Linked DNA regions of Homo sapiens: region 2 is linked to region 1. A link is a contact called in ENCODE Hi-C or POLR2A ChIA-PET data. All regions are on one chromosome and are shown on one strand. The core of a region is the stretch at or near the end of the contact, and the rest is flanking DNA. Distances in the headings are between cores, read along the strand shown.

Evidence for each region. A loop is a pair of places that touch in the nucleus more often than their neighbours do. ChIA-PET counts read pairs that join two places held with the same protein, here RNA polymerase II (POLR2A). Pooled maps may share reads with other maps.
Region 2: a pooled map shows a loop between it and region 1 (4-fold over the local background). The contact joins two enhancer-like sites. A Hi-C loop is called at or near these places in 4 of 50 pooled maps. POLR2A ChIA-PET finds 5 or more read pairs at or near these places in 2 of 52 experiments (AG04450 and CD4-positive, alpha-beta T cell).

What each region holds. Positions count from the first base shown.
Region 1 is chr6:146,912,716-146,917,289 of GRCh38, forward strand. The region is part of intron 7 of STXBP5-AS1 (STXBP5 antisense RNA 1); the gene reads right to left. Among named protein-coding and RNA genes, the nearest start is that of LUADT1, 240 kb to the right of the region's middle. Within about 2 kb of position 2,201, at least 29 of the 41 ENCODE cell types and tissues checked have a DNase peak (open chromatin) inside an H3K27ac peak, as active enhancers do.
Region 2 is chr6:147,320,764-147,325,337 of GRCh38, forward strand. STXBP5 (syntaxin binding protein 5) reads left to right here. Exons shown (of 28, transcript NM_001127715.4): 17 at 4,196-4,321. Among named protein-coding and RNA genes, the nearest start is that of STXBP5-AS1, 120 kb to the left of the region's middle. Within about 2 kb of position 1,833, at least 7 of the 41 ENCODE cell types and tissues checked have a DNase peak (open chromatin) inside an H3K27ac peak, as active enhancers do.

The DNA.
Region 1 (4,574 bases), core at 951-3,450:
ATTATTAAAAGAGCATTCTGACTTTGTGTAGAGCCATTAAAATTAATCCCATCAGCATTAAGTCATGGGCCCTAGAGAATCACCCAGGAGAGCCATGGAATGATGGCAACCCACACAGATTAGGAAGAGAAGATGACACAGGCAGAACAGAGAAGGAAGTGTGGTCTGGCCCAAGCATTGCCCATGTCCCTTCCTGGCTGCCCTTCTTGTGAACACCTGGGGGTTCTGCATCTACACGTTCCTGGTGCCCAATCCTGAACACCACCCTGTCTCTGCTCCAGCCCTCCCTGTCTCCTGGAAGTGCTGCTTCTGAAGGCAACTGCTCTAAACCTTCTGCTTCTTTAGACAGCTGTCTGATAAAACAAAGCTTTCTGCAGGGTTCATGACTGACAATAGGGTCAAATGATCAATTGCCCCTGATCACAGACTTCCTGTGAGATGCAACACCGTAGCCCAAAGTCTTCACCCAAAGTCACGATAACTAGGAGAGAGTTTTTGACTGATACAGCCTTGTTCATTGTGGGAGAGCATGAAAGCCCTGAAAAGCCAGGAGATCTGGGTTAAAGTCCTGCCTCTACCGTCAAGTAACTCCCCTCACTCTGGGTAAGTCACTTGACCTGCCTGTGCCTTAGTTTTCTCATCTGATAAGTGAAGATTTAAAGGGTGTTTTGTGAGAGCTTAGTAAGATAATGAAAAGGTACATGCAAAGCAACACGGTGCTTTAAAAATGCAGCTATGACTTCATTTAGACATTTTGTGGAACAAACACACAGAGAGATGTTGTAACACAAGGATGTAGGAAAGACAAAAGACAGACTTAATTTATTAATCATTTCCTGAGTGTTTATTGCAAGGTGGGCATTGTTTTATGCACACGAGGTGTAGGAGCGAAAAGACAGATTGTCAATTATCTACATTACTGCTAGCATTACAGGAGTTTAAAATTATCTTTCATCTCTTGTATATTTATTGTGCATGGCATAAATCAGCCACACTAGTATCTGCATACTAGTATTGCTTTCAAACACCAATGATAGAAAATGTCCAAAGCAAATCAGAGTAAATTAATTTTTTTGCATTAATTTCTGTTTCTTTCAAATACAAAGATTCATATATAACTACTATCAAAGGCGTTTTTTGCCTTTACAGATGGTCAACATTTGTTAAAGAAGTCAGGAAAACGCAGACATGCAGGGATTAGGACATCCTTGCGTCATGGGTCTCTCAGCCTTTTCCTTAACCAGGGGTGGCTGCGCTGCACTTGAGGAGGAGGCAAGGGGCAGTCAGGCAGCCTGGAGTTCTCCTGCCCACTCTGCTGGCTCTGCTGGCTCCCCAGCCTACTTCAGCCCCAGCCTCGCAAATTCCAAACTGCTGATTCATGCTCATGATGTGAGCCTAATGACCGCGAACACGCTCTTGTTTTTCTTCTTCAGGCACATTTTCTTGGTAACCAGGCGGATGATATGCTAATGCAAGCTGGCAGACTTGATCTCAAACTACAAAAATACGCTCTGCCACGTGGAGGGGACAAAGGAGGAAAGAGACTTCAAGGCTATCCTTTTGACTCGGGTTTCCATTTTTGTCGAGAAGCACACAGCAAGTGCTCAACAAGGAGATTTGGTATTCAGAGGAGACCCACAGTGACCATTAGGATTTTAAACCACCATGAGCAGTAATTCTTCTCATTTAAAATAAATGTCCTCTAAGCTTTTTTAGTAACACACTTTATGAGACTCCGCTAGTTTCTCGTGCTGTTTCAGACAGCTCTGGGTAAGCAGGAGATGCTGAATCCAGTGAGGCAGAAAAGTCAGAATTTGCCTTTTCTCAAAATCCATCTTGGCCCCAACTTGGCTGCATCTTGCTTCTGAGTCATATAGCAAGGGTTCGTTGAAGGTCACCGCAATGCCCTGGACTACTTTGGAGTTTCAATGTATTGCTGTTGAAATAATTTTTAATCTCTTCCTGTCAGCTGGCCAGATGATACAATAATATTACCCTGTGTTGCCTCACAAGTGATTAAAGAACAAGAGCACAGCAAGTCCTGCTTCCCAGCCCTCTCACAGGAGAGCATAGAGGCTTCTGCAGGGAGAACGAGCCTTCTGCAACATACAGATATTCCCAGAAAGACAATTCACAAAGCAGTTTATTAGTGCCTGTGTTTTCAAGGCACTGCTGAGCGGAATGCCAGGGCCATTGGCTCCTGTTTTATTAAGGTTCTTGTCTATCTGACTCAGACTCACAAATTTTCTGGCCACAGACTTGGAATTTACTGTAAAGTGAGTCATCCGGTATGAACCAATGAAAATTCTCCAGGCAAATTCAGTTCAGACTCTGAGTTGTTATTTTTATTCTAAAATGGTCTTTTTCTTTATTATCTGGAAACTCATCAGTTAGGTGAGTCTGAGTGAGTCTGTGTTAAGAGGCTAAAATTAATAAATCCATCTGGGTAATTTCATGCCAAAAGCCACAACCTTCGGTTGATAAAAAGGAAGATGTTTCATTTCAATTGGAAGGTCACAGTCGGTCTGCTAAGCTGATTTTGAAAACGATATGCTGATAAGCATAGGAAAGGGTAAAGAAATTCCTTACAAAGCAAAATGAAAATAAGAATTTCTTTTTTCATCACACCAGAGGAAGATTCAAATTAATGTCCTCAGAGAGAGGTCACTTTGAGATACAGAGAATCAAAGGTTGGCTACCATAGGTTTAGTTTTTTATAATCTGCTTATAACTAGTTACTTCCTTGATCACTTCAGCACCTACAACTATCTTGAGACAGTTTTTACCACTTTACAATAAAAATACTAGAAATAAACATTTTCTTTTATTTTCAGTACTCTGGAAAGTCAAATTTTATTTGAGCCCAAACAACTAAATTCTGACTCTATCTTTTAAAGTGCTCCAGAGCCAAGACTCTAAGCCATAGAGCCTTATTGCTACAATCATGGTCATCAGATTACCTGTGGAGCTCTTGCTGAATGGTGGAGCCAGGAAGGAGCAGCCACTGCAATCTCTTTATGTCTGTAGAGCTGTTGCTAAGCAGTACTACAGGCAGTGTCTAAAGGCCCATCTCCAAGCCTGGAGTGTTCCAAACAACATCTATAAGAAGTCTCCAGAGCTGTGGCATCCCAGTGAGAATGGCTCTTGCATTCAGGCTCCAACAAAAGTGTCCAGGCAGGAAGTTGAAATGGAGGAAGTTATGTTAGAATGACTATCCTCATTACACAGATGAGAAAAGTGAGTCATGGAGTAAGTCAAACTCCTCCACCTCCCAACAACCAAGGAATAAACTAGAACCCATTTTTCTCTGCCTTTGTGTGTTAAGTTAGACATCCACTGGATTATGCCACTTCTTTTGGGGAAGGGAAGAATAGAAAATTGGATGACCCAGCACAACAGATGAATTCTGAGGGTGAAGAATGCAACAGGAACAAATTTCCATTTTCCTGTTATTTGAAGATGGAAGAGTAGATGTGGGTTCCAGTGAAGAACCAAGAAGCAGTTCCACTGAAAAAGTAGTATTTGACTCAAAGTAACCATTTTGAACAAAATTCTGAAAAGTCGACCTTAAATAGTAAATGACTGAGATAGCAAAGGAATGAAATTATCTGTTCTTCCTCAACAATAAACAGAAAGGGCTAATTCAGTCCATGGTAACTATTTAACCATATCTCAAGTGGGTGAGCAGCAATCAATGATTAGCACAAAAATGGTCAGAATAGCAGCATGTTTCTCATATGCAAAAAAAAAAAAAGCCAAGAAAATTATCATGGATTGAGAGCATTTTTGTTAGAATATGTGAAAATAAAAAAAATGATAAAGGTGAAGATTAGAAAAACGTGGAAGAGATGGCAGTAAGAGAGCACAGGATAGGCCCCTAGCTTTGTCCTGGAAGCATTGACCTCTCTGACCTTGCCGCCCACAATGTTCACCTGTGACCATCTGTGTCCACCTTCAGTGAATGTATTGTTCCCAAAAGGCTCTTGTTCCTATCAGAGTACCACACTAGAGCTGTGGTCCAGCTCTGTTCAGGAATCCACAGCCCCAGTCCAGATTTTAAAAGGAAAACCAACTGCAGAAATGTAACAAATAAAACAGCTTGCTCAATAAGAGTTACTCAAGTTTAACTATGGATGACTGACCGAGATGAGGCAAAGAGCAAGTACTATCTGCCAGATATAATAGCAGGAACTCTTTATCTGTTTTCTCACTGAATGTCCTTAAGAATTATATGAGATGTGGCACTATCCCCATTGCTCTAGACACTGAGAACCAAGGAAGTTCTGTTACTTCCTCAAGGTTGGGATTCAGTTCCAGGTAGGCTTTAATCCTGTATGTTATTTACATCATTTCCAACTAATAAAGATGAGAGTGTAATTTATGCACATATCACACTCAAGTATTTCAGGCGGATGTCAATTAACTAACATCTTTGTTATAAAATTATAACAGGTTATCACAGGCAAAATTTTCCATTAGTGCATCTATACTTTTGAGTACAGTGAAATATAGACAAGTAATTCTCAATGGGAGGAGTCAGGGAAGAGAAGCACATCAGGATTACCTGAGCAACC
Region 2 (4,574 bases), core at 583-3,082, 410 kb after region 1:
ATATAAACAAATCATAGTAAAAAATATCATAAAGTAATGGCTCTATTGATACAGTTATGGTTATTTTGATCCTTTTTCTGGATTTTAGAGAAAACCCAAGAACAAGAATGCATGGGAAGATTGTAAACATAGGGATTGCATGATAACTATTTCCTTTTCTTCAGCCATTATCTTAAAATTAATTTGTTAGTAATAATAATTCTCTAGTATTACCTTACTAAAGGACCAATTTTTGGAGACAGAGTCATGAGAGAGATAACTAGTCTTTTAGTAGAATATTGTACAAGCTAGTGAAAGACATAAAGTACAAGTTTTGGACATTTTTGTCTAAAATCTATATATTAGTGATTTTTTTAAAAATCACAAACAACTTATACCTCATTTTTTTCTTTTAATAGTCTTCAAATAAATGCAGGTATTTATTAACTTGACATTGTTTTGGTCCACAGTCCTAGAGGCCAGTTTCTTAAAGTAAGAAGTATAACAAAAATTGATGTTAAAATATAATATTGAGGCTTTTTTCATATAAAATGCCTTTGTTTACAATTGGTTTATTTGAAGAAACATTTTAAAAGCAGCTGTTTAAGACCAAGGAAGGGGATTGATTGAGACCAGGAGTTCAAGACCAGTCTGGATAACATAGTAAGATACCATCTCTACAATAAAGTTTTTTAAAAAATTAGCCAGGTGTGGCGACATCACCTGTAGGCTGAAGTGGGAGGATTGCCTGAGCCCAGGAGTTCAAGGTCACAGTGAGCTATGATCATAGCTGCACTCCAGCCAGGGTGACAGAGTGAGTTTCTGTCTCTTAAAAAAAGAGGTAAAAAAGAAAAGGCAGCCGTTTGACTTGTTTCTTTTAGCAATGAAATTTTATGTTTTTGAATTATTTTTATTGTCCCTTTGCAAGGTACTTGCTCAAACAATCATTTTGAAACTGTGAGGCTCTACGCATCACTTTAACATTTAAAATACGTTTGTACAAATTATGGAACTCTTTATAAAACTTTTTCCTTAAAAAGTAAACAAATCAACTTGAATATATTAAAAACATTAAAATTATACCATAACCATTTAGAATAAAGCATAACACCCTCTTCCCATTTCATATTTTTAAAATGTAACTTACCTGCTTTCATTTCTTGGCTTAGGTTTCTCATCCTTTACCATTTTGCATCATGTTTGGCTGCCTTTTTATTTTTACTTAAGAACGTTTTTTTGTTTCCTTATACTAACTAAAATAAGAATTCCATGAGTTCTGTGTGTCCTGGTCACTTAAATCTTAAATGTGCCCATATATGTACTTCTAAAATTATCCCTGGAATGCCTGGTTCTGCTCTTGAGAATTTGTCGTGCACATTTAATATGCCAGAGGGAGGGAGGACACTTCCTTGACCCTAACCTTCTATACCTAATTCATAGAAGTAGAAGATAGACCACTCAGACCCTTCAGTCTACTCCTGTGTCAAGGCTGACTCTGGGAAGAAATGAAATGCCTCAGTTGTTACTCTGTCGCTTGAGATGGAGAGCTGTAGCTGATTAGTGGGTATTTCCCTAAGAATAATTCAGAAATTTTGCATCAGCCAGTGTAGAGTTCTGAATGCATTGCCTTGCAAACCTTGACCAGCCAGAAGTGAACTGTAGTTCAATTCGTATAAGCAGTGCCCTCAGTGATTCACATTTACCCTGAAGTCTGAACAACTTTCGCTGTTTCCTAGCATGTATGTCATCAAAACACGAGGTGCCATGGTCTTCCACATTAGAAATACCAACTGAATAATTCAGAAGGGTTCTTACCTCTGAGTTTGGTGGCAGGAAATTCAACATCGAGTAGTCTTCCTGCTGTTCTCTCACACACTGTCATTTCAAGGCAGAAGCCTTAAGAATTGCGGAAGTAACCAGGCTTTGCATATGTTTTGCTACAGCAATTACTAGGCAAAGAGTTGTGCAATCAAAAATGTTTTTAACTTAAAGTCATAGTAGAGTTTTTTACAATAAAAGCAGTCACACACTAAAATTGTTCACATTTTTTAAAAAAATGTGCCTTTCAAGTACACTTGAAGTTTTCTGGTACAAGTATAGCAGGTATTGTTTCAGAAGGTCTCACACTCTTTTAAACCCCTCTTTATCTCTTCCTTTCTAAAATCCTAATGACAAGTTTAGTTCAGCATGGATTTAACTATTCATGAGGTTTGGGAATAGGTAGTCATACCTGCTGACTAGTTTCACTTGTAGTTCTCTACCATCATCTCAAACTTAACCCCATGGTCTCCTAAAACTACCTCTTTATCCCTCCCTCCCTCCCTTCCTTCTGTCTGATTGTACATTCACTGTTTCTTCTTTTCTTCCTCTACCCTACCTCTACTCAACCTCCAATTCATTCAGTAAATATTGAGTACCTCTTTTGTGCCAGTGTTAAAAGTATTAATAGCTGCAAGGTTTCTGCCTTCCTGAAATGTAAAGCCTTGTCTGTTCTTACTCCATTAATGTGTTTCAATCTCCCTTTTTCTTGTTTCACATCAGAATCACAGGAACTTCCCAATTGGTGACCCTGTTCTACTTCGTCTTACCTATGTTCACCAAATTAATCTTCCCCAGATATTTCTTATCAACCTTCATTGGCCTTTAATTCTTCTTTTTTTTTTTTGGAGACGGAGATCTCACTCTGTCGCCCAGGCTGGAGTGCAGTGGTGCCATCTCAGCCCACTGCAACCGCTGCCTCCCAGGTTCAGGCGATTCTCCTGCCTCAGCCTCCCGAGTAGCTGGGATTGCAGGTGCTCACCACCACACCCGGGTAATTTTTGTATGTTTAGTAGAGACGGGGTTTCGCCATGTTGGCCAGGCTGGTCTCGAACTCTTGACCTTAAGTGATCTGCCCACCTCGGCCTCCCAAAGTGCTCTGATTATAGGTGTGAGCCACTGCACCCAGCCTGTCTTAATTCTTTAATAATGAAAATATATTACCTTTGTCTAATTTGACCATCTGCAAAGTACTTTTCATAGGCAGTCACAAGTTCCTCACATTGTGACTAGGTAGTAATACTCCCACTTTCTAGGTGAAAAGACAGCTGGTGAGTAACAGAATCAGTACTCAAAGTCCACCTTGCTGAGAGTTCTTTCTACCAACATCAAACCTTTGTGGACAGGACTTGAAGACCCTCTAAAGTCTGGCCCTGGCCTGTCTTGCTGTCTTCTCACTTTTACTACACACTCCTACCACTGTGGCCACACTTAACACTTATCAATCCTTGAACATGGGTTTTCTGTCTGTGTTCTGCAAGAGCATTTTTTGTAGCATTATCCAGCAATTATTAAAAAAGAGTCTCTGCGAACAAAAATACTGTCACCTCAAAGTCAAGGTAGATTTGTTTTACAGTGAAAGTAGGTGCACACACACACACACAAATTGCTCATATTTGTTGTAACTCATTTTTTTAACTTGTTTTTGGACAGTTTTTCGTTATGTTACTTCATGTTTTTAAGTTTTGTGGGGTTTTTTTTTGGTTTTTTTTTTTTTTTTTTTTTTTTTGAGACAGAGTTTCGCTCTTGTTGCCCAGGCTGGAGTACAATGGCGCGATCTCGGCTCACTGCAACTTCTGCCTCCCGGGTTCAAGCGATTCTCCTGCCTCAGCCTCCAGAGTAGCTGGGACTACAGGCACACACCACCACGCCAGGCTAATTTTTGTATTTTTGGTAGAGACAGAGTTTCACCATATTAACCAGGATGGTCTTGAACTGACCTCAGGTGATCTGCCCTTCTCGGCTTCCCAAAGTGCTGGGATTACAGGCGTGAGCCACTGCACCCAGCCATTTTTAAACCTGCTTTTCTAACTTACATTTTTTTCTAACTTGATTTGTTTTTCTCTTCTTAATCCTTGGACTGCCGCTTCTCCTCAGCTTTCTCCCCAGCCCTCCCTGCCTTCTTTCCTTTCTCCCTCTTCTTCCTCCTCACCTCTTATTTTCTCCTTTTCCTTCACCCCTGCTGTCCTCCCCCACTTTATATGTAGAGTTTGCATATGAGTTATTTTTGTTAATTACATACTTAGTCCCTCCAACTAGGTTAAATGCTTCTAGAAAACAGGATTCTGATTTTTATATATTTAAGTATCTAGTATCGTTTCATATAAAAAGTTATTTATAATCATATAGGCCAATAGTTGAAAATGGTTTAAAGATACCATGTTTTCTTTTATTTTAGAGTTAAAAACTCACCACTTAAACAGTCTCCAGGTTATCAAACAGAACTAGTTATTCAGTTGGTTTGGGTGGGTGGAGAACCACCACAACAAATAACCAGCCTGGCAGTCAATTCTTCCTATGGACTGTAAGTATAAGTTACGTTTTTTTCTAAGTCTCTTCATAGTATTCCATATGTCATTTTGTTTTTAAAAATAGAAAGGATGGTCTTTGTTATATCGTCACCTAAAATGGCATTCTACAATTTTGATTTCAGACGAAATTGACTGTTTATTTGGAACATAATTTCATTCTGAATAACTTACTTTGGGTATGCATGCAGTATTTCCTGATGTAAAGTTAAATGCCTCATGGACCAATAAATTATTTGTGATGAAGTT